2 separate regions of the Homo sapiens genome follow, and region 2 is linked to region 1. The links are chromatin contacts, found by Hi-C or POLR2A ChIA-PET in ENCODE. All regions are on one chromosome and are shown on one strand. Each heading gives the region's core, a stretch centred on a gene start or an enhancer-like site at or near the end of the contact. The rest is flanking DNA. Distances are from core to core; before and after follow the strand shown.

Region 1 (5,176 bases), core at 855-3,354:
ATTTGAGAGGTATTTTTTTCTTTCCATTTAAAAAGCAATCCATATTTATTAAGGGAAATTTGGAAAACCCAGACAAATAGAAGAATTTTTAAATACACATATTCCATCCCCACGATGATGGTAGCTCTTATTTATTGTTAGATTGATTATTTTGAAAAATGACTTTCTTTCCTCTTATATCACCAAAGGTGATCATCACAGAAAATTTGGAAACTGTAGATTAGACAAAAAGATCTTACAGCACAGTGGTTAACGTCTCATTCTTGGCTGGGCATTGTGGCTCACGCCTGTATTCCTGGCACTTTGAGAGTCCAAGGTGGATAGATTGCTTGAGCCCAGGAGTTCAAGACTAACCTGGGCAACATAGCAAGATGCTGTCACTATTAAAAATAAATAGATAGATAGATAGATATCAAACTTTCCAGTTTGGTAAGATAGATAGATAGATAGATAGATAGATAGATAGATAGATAGATAGATAGATAGATCAATCTCATTCTCTAGAGCTCCAGTCCCTGGGTCTAAACTTCAGCCCCACTGCTTACCAGCTCTGTAACCTTGAAGAAGTTACTTTACCTCCCTAATAGGTTGTTTGTAAGAATTAAACAATTTAATGATAGATAGACCGAGATAGAATTTAGAACAGTGCAAGTTACTTAGCAATAATTCTTAGCACTGATTTTATTATTGAGAAAATTTAAATCATAATTCCACCCAGAGTTAGCCACTGTTACCCCTTTGAAATAGATTCCTTCCATTTCTTTTTCTGTAATATACATAGAATATACATCTATACACACACACTTTGGGGTGAGGAAGTGAATTATTTTTTCCACTTTGTGTTGCATTAGCATCCTGTCATTAAACTCTTCTATACCAAGAGTTTTAGTAACTACATAGCATTCCAATATGCACCCTTGTTCATTTAACTGAGTCCCTTTGTTAGGCATTTAGGTAATTTCAAGATTTTTCTCATTGTCTATAACAGCAATGATACTTACATAATCAACCCCGGTTTTATAACATCTTTGTCACATTCATGATTTCAGCATTAGAATAACATCCTAATAGAATTGGTGTGGTAAAGTTTATGTATATCTATTTTTTATTTTGGTAAAATAGACATAAGATTTACCATTAGTGACATTTAATACATTCACAGTGCCATCACCCCAAAAGGAAACTCCCACCCACCGAGCAGGCACTTTTTTTGTTTGTTTTGTTTTTGTTTTTTTTGTTTTGTTTGTTTGTTTGTTTGAGACAGGGTCTCGCTCTGTTGCCCAGGCTGGAGTACAGTGGCACGATCTCGGCTCACTTCAACCTCCGCCTCTTGGGCTCAAGCAGTCCTTGCCCCTCAGCCTTCTGAGTAGCTACAGGCGCGTGCCACCATGCCCAGCTAATTTTTATATTTTTTTGTAGAGATGGGGTTTTGCCATGTTTCCCAGGCAGATCTCAAACTCCTGGGCTCAAGTGATCCGCCCACCTCGGCCTCCCAAAGTGCTGGGATTACAGGCATGAGCCATTGTGCCCAGCCTAAGCAGTCACTTCTTATCTTACCACTAGCCCCTGGCAACCACCAATCCACTGTCTGTCTCTATGGCCTTGTCCATTCTGGACACGCATATAAACGGGATTGTATAACCCACATGATCACCCACATCTGACTTCTTTCACCTTGGAATGTTTTCACCTTGAAATGTTTCCAGGGCTCATCTGTGTTGCAGCATGCATCTACACTTTGTTTCTTTTTACGGCTGGGTAATTTGCCATTGCACAGACACACCACACTCTACCCATTCATCATCAGTTGATGGACACCTAGGCTGCCTCCACCATTTAGCCACTGTAAATAGTGCCACTAGTACAGGCACCTACTTGAACAGCTGTTTTCAGTTCCCCCTGGGTGTACACCCAGGAGAATTGCTGGGTCATACGATCATTCTGTGCTTAACTTTTTGAACAACTGCCAAACTGTTTTCCACAGGGGCTGTACCACTTTATGTTCCCATCAGCAACCCACAAGAGTTCCAATGGTGGCACATCCTTTTCAACACTTGTTATTTTCTGCAACACCTGTTGCTATCCTAGTGCACATAAAGTGGTTTCGCATTGTGGTTGTGATTTGCATTTCCCTAATGCCTAATTCTGTTGAGCATCTTTTCATGTGCTTCTTGGTGACTTGTGTATCTTCTCTGGAGAAGGTTATGTATATTACTGATGTTACTGAAATTGACCTTGAAAATGCTTTACTGATTTTTCCTTTCATCATGAGTATTCGCATGGCCTTTCCCCAGAATTATTTATCTTCTTAAAACATGGCTGTGGCTGGGTGCAGTGGCTCACACCTGTAATACCAGCACTTTGGGAGGCCGAGGCGGGTGTATCACAAGGTCAGGAGTTCGAGACCAGCCTGGCCAACATGATGAAACCCCGTCTCTACTAAAAAATAAAATTAGTCTGGTGTGGTGGTGTGCACCTATAATCCCAGCTACTCAGGATACTGAGGAGGCTGAGGCAGGAGAATTGCTTGAACCCGGGAGGCAGAGGTTGCAGTGAGCCAAGATCTCACCACTGTACTCCAGCCTGGGTGACAGAGCAAGACTCCATCTAAAAAACAAAACAAAACAACAAAACACATGGTTGTGATTATTTTGTACGTAAAAGTGTATATCCTGTTCTTTTCATTTAACATTGTATCAAATATGTTTCCAAGTAATTATGCTGCTACTAAAATGTTTATAAAGGCAAGACCGTAAAGTACATGGCTTTCCTTATTTCTTGTGAGTCTAGACCTCTAGATCTCAAAACAGCTTTTGCATAATGTTGCCGGTATTTCACATTATGTCCTTAGATTTACCCAGATGGAATAACTAGAACAGAGGTCTGAATGATTTTAAGAATCTTGAAACATATTGCAACATTAGCACACATTATTGCAAACATTGTGAAATGGAATTAAAGTCCTTGCCTGGAAATTGAAGAATTGTGGTTTTGTGGGTGTGGGTGTGTGTGGGTGTGTGTGTGGGTGTGAGTGTGCGTGTTTTTTTTTTTTTTTTTTTTTGAGATGGAGTCTCACTCTGTCCCCCAGGCTGGAGTGCAGTGGCATGATCTCGGTTCACTGTAACCTCCGCCTCCCGGGTTCAAGTGATTCTTCTGCCTCAGCCTCCCGAGTAGCTGGGATTACAGGCACCTGCAACCACGCCTGGCTAATTTTTGTATTTTTAGTAGAGACAGGGTTTCACCATGTTGGCCAGGCTGGTCCCGAATTCCTGACCTCATAATCCGCCTGCCTCGGCCTCCTAAAGTGCTGAGATTACAGGCGTGAGCCACCTCGCCCAGCCGAAGAATTGTGTTTTAATAATACCATACCCTGTTGAACTGGGGCTATCACTCAACCTCCTTGAATCTTGGTTCAGTTTCTCTATCTCTAAAATCTACCTTCTGTACCTCACAAGACTTTATGGGAAAACAACTTTATTCTCCAAGCATTGCTTTGATATTATTTTTAGCGTTACAAATATATTAATAAGAAGAATTTCCTACTGTAACACCCAGGGGAGAAGAGATTGCCTGTCTTGAGTTTTTCCCATTAGTCAGAATTCTTCTATAGTTATTTTTAAATTGTTTGGCACATACTAAGTGCTACATAAGTCTATAATGAATGAATGAAAGCACAGGATGGTGGAAATATATGACATTTTATATGTATGGGGAGAGGTACACAGATAACCAGGAGAGACTAGTGGTGATTTTCCACATTCGATGACCCTTTGCTGTCTTTTTTTTATTTTTTAAATTATCATATAGTAAAATTGACTCTTTTTGAGGGGATGTGCATTTTCATAAATTCTAATGCATGTATAGATTCTTTTTTTTTTTTTTTTTTTTGAGATGGAGGCTCGCCCTGTCACCCAGGCTGGAGTGCAGTGGCGTGATCTCGGCTCACTGCAACCTCCGCCTCCCGGGTTCAAGCAATTCTTTGCCTGAGCCTCCCGAGTAACTGGGATTACAGGCACGTGCCACTATGCCCAGCTAATTTTTGTATTTTTAGTAGAGACAGTGTTTCACCATCTTGGTCAGGCTGGTCTTCAACTCCTGACCTCGTGATCCACCCGCCTTGGCCTCCCAAAGTACTGGGATTACAGGTGTAAGCCACCGCGCCCTGCCGCATGTATAGATTCTTGTAACCATCGCCACAATCAGGATACACAACAGTTTTATCACTCCCAAAAAGCCGTCTCAAAATACCCTTGTATTCACATCCTTCTCCCACCCTAACCCCTGGCAATTACTGATCTGTTCTCCATCTCTGTAGCTTTGTCTTTTCTAGGCTATTACATAAATGAAATAATACAATATGATTTTTTATATTGGCTTCCTTCATGCATCACGATGCCTTTGACATTCATTCCAATTGTTGCATATCTCAATAATTCATACATTTTCATTGTGGAGTTATATTCCATTGTTTACTCATTCACTGTTGCAGGACATTTGAGGCAATTATGAATAGAGCTGTTCTAACATTCATGTGCAGGCTTTGTGTGGACATAGGTTTTCATTTATCTTGGGTGAATACACAGGAGTGGGATAGGTCATATGATAAATGTATGTTTAGCTTTATGAGAAACAGCTAAACTGTCTTCCAGAGTGACCACTATTTTATATCACCATCTGTGATGTATGAGTTATACCGTTGCTACTTCATGCCAATACTTGCTGTCACTGGTTTTTTATTTTAGCTGTTCTAATAGGTGTGCAGTAATCTTCACCATAGGTTTAATTTACATTTCAATAACAACTCATGTGCTTATTTGCTGTCTACATATCCTCTTTGGTCAAATGTGTGTTCAGGTCTTTTTCCCATTTAAATTAACTTGCTTGTCCTTACTGTGGAGTTTTGAGATATCTTTATATATTTTGGACAAGAGTTCTTTGTATTTGCACATATTTTCTCCTAGCCAGTGGGGTGATTTTTTTCATTCTGTTAATAATGTCTTTCACAAAGCCAAGCTTTTAATTTTGATAAAGTCCAATTTATTTTTTTCTTTGATTATACTTCTTATGTCATGTCTGTGAACTCTTTGCTAAACCCCAGGTAACAAAGATTTTCTTCAATGTTTTCTTCCAAAGCCTTATGGTTTTATATTTAGATCTAAGATCCATATAATCATGT
Region 2 (5,496 bases), core at 2,296-4,795, 560 kb before region 1:
GGCTGAGGTCAGGGGATCCCTTGAGCCCAGGAGGTCACAGCTGCAGTGTGCCATGTTCACGCTACTGCACTCCAGCCTAGGTGACACAGCAAGACCCTGTCTCAAAAAATAAAAATTAAAAACTATTTAGAATTTTTATTTTTAAAAATGCTTTTCCTAGTCTTGTAATAAGAAAGCAACTAATTTTACATGTCAGTCTAGAAATAAATAAATTTATTTATTTATTTTTATTTTGAGACAGGGTCTTGCTCTGTCACACAGGCTGGAGTGTGGTGGCACGATCACGGCTCAGTGCAGCCTTGACCTCCTGGGCTCAAGTGATCTTCCCACCTCCGCCTCCCAAGTAGCTGGGACTACAGGTGCACAACACCATGTCCAACTAATTTTTAAATTTTTTGTAGAGACAAAATCTCGCTATATTGCCAGGCTGGACTTGAAGCAATTCTCCTGCCTGGGACTCCTAAAGTGTTGGGATTACAAGCATGAGCCACCATGCCCTATTTTTAATTGTGGTAAAACATACAGAACATAAAATTCCTCTTTCTAACCATTTTTAAGTGTATAATTCAGTGGCATTAAATATATTCACAATGTTGTACAAGCATACTCAGAGTTCTTAACTGTTGTCAACTAATCAAAAAATATTTTGAATACTTTAGGGACTGAATAAAATGTGTCTGTAGACCCAGTTCTGCCAGCATGTGGCTCTGCAGGACACCATGCTCCCTCTCCCAAGCCTGCAGTCCACGCTCCCTCAGCTTCCACTTCATAGCCCTTCTCTTCTCATGCATGCCTTGGCTGCTCTGAGGGCCCTTTCAGCTCAGAATCTTTGGTCCCAGATAAAGGGTCCGTTGGTGGATAAAGCAGTGAGGCAAGTGGTGTATACCTGTGTTATGATACAAAAAACAGACACTTGGTTTCCTGCGGTGGGGATATCGGGGAGCAGGCAGCAGCTACAAAACCTTTCTTTGCAAAGAATTAAACTCCTCAGCATCTGTCAAAGAAAGGGTCATCCCAGGAGGCTGGGTCTAGAAGTAGATTACACCAGGAAGAACCCACCATCTATACATGCCTACAGTGTGCACATTCCTATCCTTGCAACAACACTTTCAGCCAGAAAGCAGGGATTCTATATGCCCATTTCCCAGGCTCACTGGCTTAGTGATGGCTCATTGCCTGTAATCCCAGCACTTTGGGAGGCCAAAGTGGGCAGATCACGAGGTCAGGAATTCGAGACCAGCCTGGCCAACATGGTGAAACTCTGTCTCTACTAAAAATACTAAAAATACAAAAATTAGCCGGGCATGGTGGTGGGCGCCTATAATCCCAGCTACTTGGGAGGCTGAGGCAGGAGAGTTGCTTGAACCCAGGAGGCGGACGTTGCAGTGAGCCAAGATCACGTCACTGCACTCCAGCCTGGGCGACAGAGCAAGACTCCATCTCGGGGAAAAAAAAAAAAAAAGCTAAGAAAGAAAAGGGTTGATATGTACTATTAAGGAATAATCTTTTTTTTTTTTTTTTTTTAAATACAGGGTCATATTCTGTCACCCAGGCTGGAGTGCAGTGGTGTACTTATGGCTCAATGCAGCCTTGACCTCCTGAGCTCAAGTGATGCTCCCACCTCAGTCTCCTGAGTAGCTGGGACCACAGGCATATGCCACCACACCCGGCTAATTTTTGTATTTTTTGTAGAGCCAGGGTTTCACCATGTTTCTTAGTCTGGTCTCAAACTCCTGGGCTCAAGTGATCCTCCCACTTAGGCCTCTCAAAGCAATGCGATTACAGGTATGAGCCACTGCATCTGGCCCAGGAATAATCTCTAAGATATTTTATAAAGTGAGAAAAGCAGGATGCAAAACTGTGTATACTATGCCTTTTGTTTAAGAAGGAGAGGTCAGGGTAGGAGGAAGACCTACTTTTCACTGTACGCTACTTTGTGTTATTTGAAAATTAAACAGTAGGTACATTGGGATTCCACCTGCAAATCCTACACTTATCCAAGATAACTTCTAGTAACATTGGCTGTGGTTCATTTCATGCTTATTTTAATGTAAATACACGGAATGTATGTATATATTTATGCAGGAACTACAGTCTGGCATATTTTCTTCTCCTCTTTAATAGGTCTTTATTTGTGATCTTTAACAGATCTTTATAAAGCTGTCTTCTCTTTAAATTGCTGTCTCTAGGCTTAGCCATCCCCCCAACCCATACCCCTAATTCTCTAAAACATGCCGTGGGTGGTTCGCCCTGTGTACTGTTGCTTTGGGAAGGATTTCCTTCCCTCATGTCCACTCTCCGCCTTCCCTCATGGCAATCTAGCTATCCCTAGCCCCAGGGCACAGTTGTACCCAGGACTACCAAGATGCTAAGCCTTGCCCGTACAGGACCTAATGTGCCAGTACCCTCTTTCCCTCTCCTCCTCGCCCCCTTCCCTTCCATCTTTAGGGAATTCCTGGCAGGTTGGGTAGGGGATGAATGGTTAAGGGGTATTTTGTGAGCAGCGGAAGACCCAGTGCCAGGGAGGCCAACAGAGGGCCTAGCAATTAGAGAATACTTATATATATTTTTGGTGCCTACCATGTGCCAAGCAATGTATTAAGAAGTTTGCACACATTACATGTATTCCAACAATACTGCAAAGTAGGTTTCTTGGAGGGAACCATGTGTCGTTGTTTGCCTGAAACAGTCATGGTGTTTGCCTGTTGTCCTGGCAAAATTATTAATAGCATCTCCTTTCTCTAGCAAAAGGTTCAGATAAAAAATTGTATAGTGACCTTAACTGTCCCCATCTTATACGTGAGGATATTGAGGCTTAGAGAGGTAAGTTCATCTGCCCAGGGTCACATGGCTAATAAATGATAGGGCTGAGATTAAAACTCTAGTCAGTATGGCTCTGCTAGGGACTGAACTCTGACATGGACATGAATTGTGTCCCCGCAAATTCCTATGTTGATACCCTAACCCCCAATGCGACTGTATTTAGAGACAAAGCCTGTAACAGGGCGATAAAGGCTAACCGAGGTCCAGATTATTGCCTTCTCCCCAGGCCGCCTCTCTTCCACAACCGCCCCCACCCCACTGCAGTCAGGGCCCTTCCTCCTCTGTCACAACAGCTCTGCTAACCCTGCACTATCACTGCCTGCGTCCTTCGCAGCCTCCTGCTGCTGCTCTTCCACCGCTGCGTCCTCGTTGGCTGGCGCTTAATAAAAATTGACTCGGTGAATAAATGAGTGAAACTGTCCTTTTAGGGATGGATGGATGATGTCCTGTTCAAGGCGGTGCCCTTCTCTGGCATTCCCTAACACAAGCTTGACCCGAAGTAGGCGTTCTGAAAAAGGCCGACAGTCGATGGAGGCCAACGCAGCGCCCCTCTCACCTCCTCTCTCCGTCCAGGCCGGGTGACCACGGGCCCGGCCCGCAGAAAGGAGGCGGCGCGGCCGGCAGGGATCAGGACTGGAGGGGGCGGAGCCTCCCTCGCGGCCGGGCCCGGAGTGGGAGGGGCCTCCGGGACCAGGCCTCTAGTGCGCACTCTCGGAAGCGCAGCCGAACCCGCCCTCCGAATCCAGAGAGGCGCTGCTGACACCGCCGCCACACCGCCGCCACACCGCCGCTGCCTCAGTCATGCCGGTGAGTGGTTGCGCCGTCCCCGCCACGCAGACTTGCAGTCCCGGGTTGCTTCTCGGCTGCACAGCCGCTTGACCGGATGCTGATCTTGAAGGGCTCAGGCGGCGGCCGGAGCCGCTGTTGTCCCCTAGCTTACCCCACCCAGCCCCCAGCTTTTGCGACCCTTCAGAAAATGGGATCCGAAGGGAGTTTAATCTGGGAGCCAGGCTTCAAAACGTCGGAGCTGGAAGGCCTCCAGGGGCGACAAGCCCACACCTTCCCTGCGTACACAGAGAAACAGAACCAGAGAGGGGGCAGGGGATGGGGGAGTTGGTGGCCAGCGGGAACTGAGACGCCTAGTCCCTGAGCCTTCCTCCTGGCTGCCCTGCCCGCGGAGCTGGCCTGAAGGAGGGCGGTGGGGAGGCTCTGGACAAGGGAGTGGACCCGGTTATTTCCTCACGGACCGGGCAGGTTTTCAGAGGTTCATGCTTTTCTTAATTTCCCTGCCCACTCTGGCCTACTTTTCAGATCAACTCTGGGCGACACTGAATGGAGACACTTTCTCAGCCTGAACCCATGAGCCCCAGAGAGGTTCAGGAACCCCCCCGCACAGTCACCAGTTGCTCAGTGGCTGTGTCTGGGAAGTCAGTCTTAGCCTGCCTTTGCAGATCACTCAGTCTTATCACATATATTGTTGCTCGTGGCCTCGTTTTTTATATAAAGAATTGAGGCCTTTGGCAGATAAAAATATAAAAAGCCCAGTAACTTATTCCAGGTCGTGTTGAAGTTGGCAGAGCCAGGATTCAGCTCCTTATCCTTAGGCTCCCCATCTCTCCAGGCCTGACCACATGGGAGGTGCCAGGCAAAAGCAGTCACACCGGCTTGGGAAGATGCTCTGATCTCAGTTGCATCTTGGTTAGGGTCATGTGGTGTTTAGCATTTTCTTCAGGGTGCCTAATTCATGGCTCTGGGCCAGGTGGATACCCAGAGGTATCCCACAGTTGCCATGTGTCTTTGCATCCTGTCTTTAGGGAGCTGGCAGGTGAGCCTGAGGCCTCCTGGGCAGAGCCACTGACATCTCAGGTGTCATTTCCTGTGGGTCTTGCCAGGTGCCTTGAGACAAATCCTCCAACAACAAAGTATGGATAAGGAATCTGATAGAATCAGCCCTACCAGTTGGGCAAGTCAGCCTGTGGCAATGGTAGAAGACAGTATTAATTGCCCTGGGGCTTGGGGAGTGAAGGCCACCAGGATTTTTTGTGGGGGGTGGCAATGAGGAAAAGGCTAGCTTGATCATCACTGTATTCTGTATCTTCTGGGGATTTTGACAAAAAACCCTCTGGAGCAGATGATGGGAATGAGGAGGGCACTTGGCACCATGTACCACAAGATAACAGCTGAAGGAAAGAGGGTGTTAGTCAAGGGATTTCCTCAAAACTGGAAAGGGAAGAAAAAAATATATCTATATACACATACTGGAAGGGGAAGAGTGTGTTACCTGAGAGTTTTCTCAGACAAATGCCCGAGAGCACAGGGTTTGGAATCCCAGAAACCTCTGAAAATCTGTGCCCCAGCTTGCCAACTGGGTGACCTCAGGCAAGTTGCTTTATCTCACTGCCTTGATTTCCTCATCTGTAAGATAGGGACAAAAACTTTGACCTCACAGGACTGTTGTTAGTATTAACTGGAAAAATGCCAGTAAAATATGTCACACAGCCACTGATATATCTAGTCCCCAAGAAATGGTAGCTCCTGTGTAGACGTAGGACAGGTGGGCTAGAGCTATAGGCAGGTGAGGCCGGGCATGGTGGCTCACGCCTGTAATCCCAGCACTTTGGGAGGCCCAGGCGGGCAGATCACTTTAATGCAGGAGCTTGAGACCAACTTTGG

The links. A loop is a pair of places that touch in the nucleus more often than their neighbours do. ChIA-PET counts read pairs that join two places held with the same protein, here RNA polymerase II (POLR2A). Pooled maps may share reads with other maps.
Region 2: a pooled map shows a loop between it and region 1 (2.4-fold over the local background). The contact joins the promoter of ATOX1 here to the enhancer-like site in region 1. A Hi-C loop is called at or near these places in 1 of 50 pooled maps. POLR2A ChIA-PET finds 5 or more read pairs at or near these places in 3 of 52 experiments (B cell, activated CD4-positive, alpha-beta T cell and naive thymus-derived CD8-positive, alpha-beta T cell).

Annotation. Positions count from the first base shown.
Region 1 is chr5:151,193,604-151,198,779 of GRCh38, reverse strand. The region is part of intron 4 of CCDC69 (coiled-coil domain containing 69); the gene reads left to right. Among named protein-coding and RNA genes, the nearest start is that of CCDC69, 28 kb to the left of the region's middle. Within about 2 kb of position 2,104, at least 7 of the 41 ENCODE cell types and tissues checked have a DNase peak (open chromatin) inside an H3K27ac peak, as active enhancers do; they include B cell, where a contact is called at or near this core.
Region 2 is chr5:151,756,680-151,762,175 of GRCh38, reverse strand. It overlaps ATOX1 (antioxidant 1 copper chaperone), which reads left to right and starts at 3,545. Exons shown (of 4, transcript NM_004045.4): 1 at 3,545-3,630. The coding sequence starts at 3,625. It overlaps ATOX1-AS1 (ATOX1 antisense RNA 1), which reads right to left. Exons shown (of 4, transcript XR_007059008.1): 3 at 5,105-5,238; 4 at 3,816-3,887. RefSeq lists a silencer at 3,357-3,606 and an enhancer at 4,377-4,506.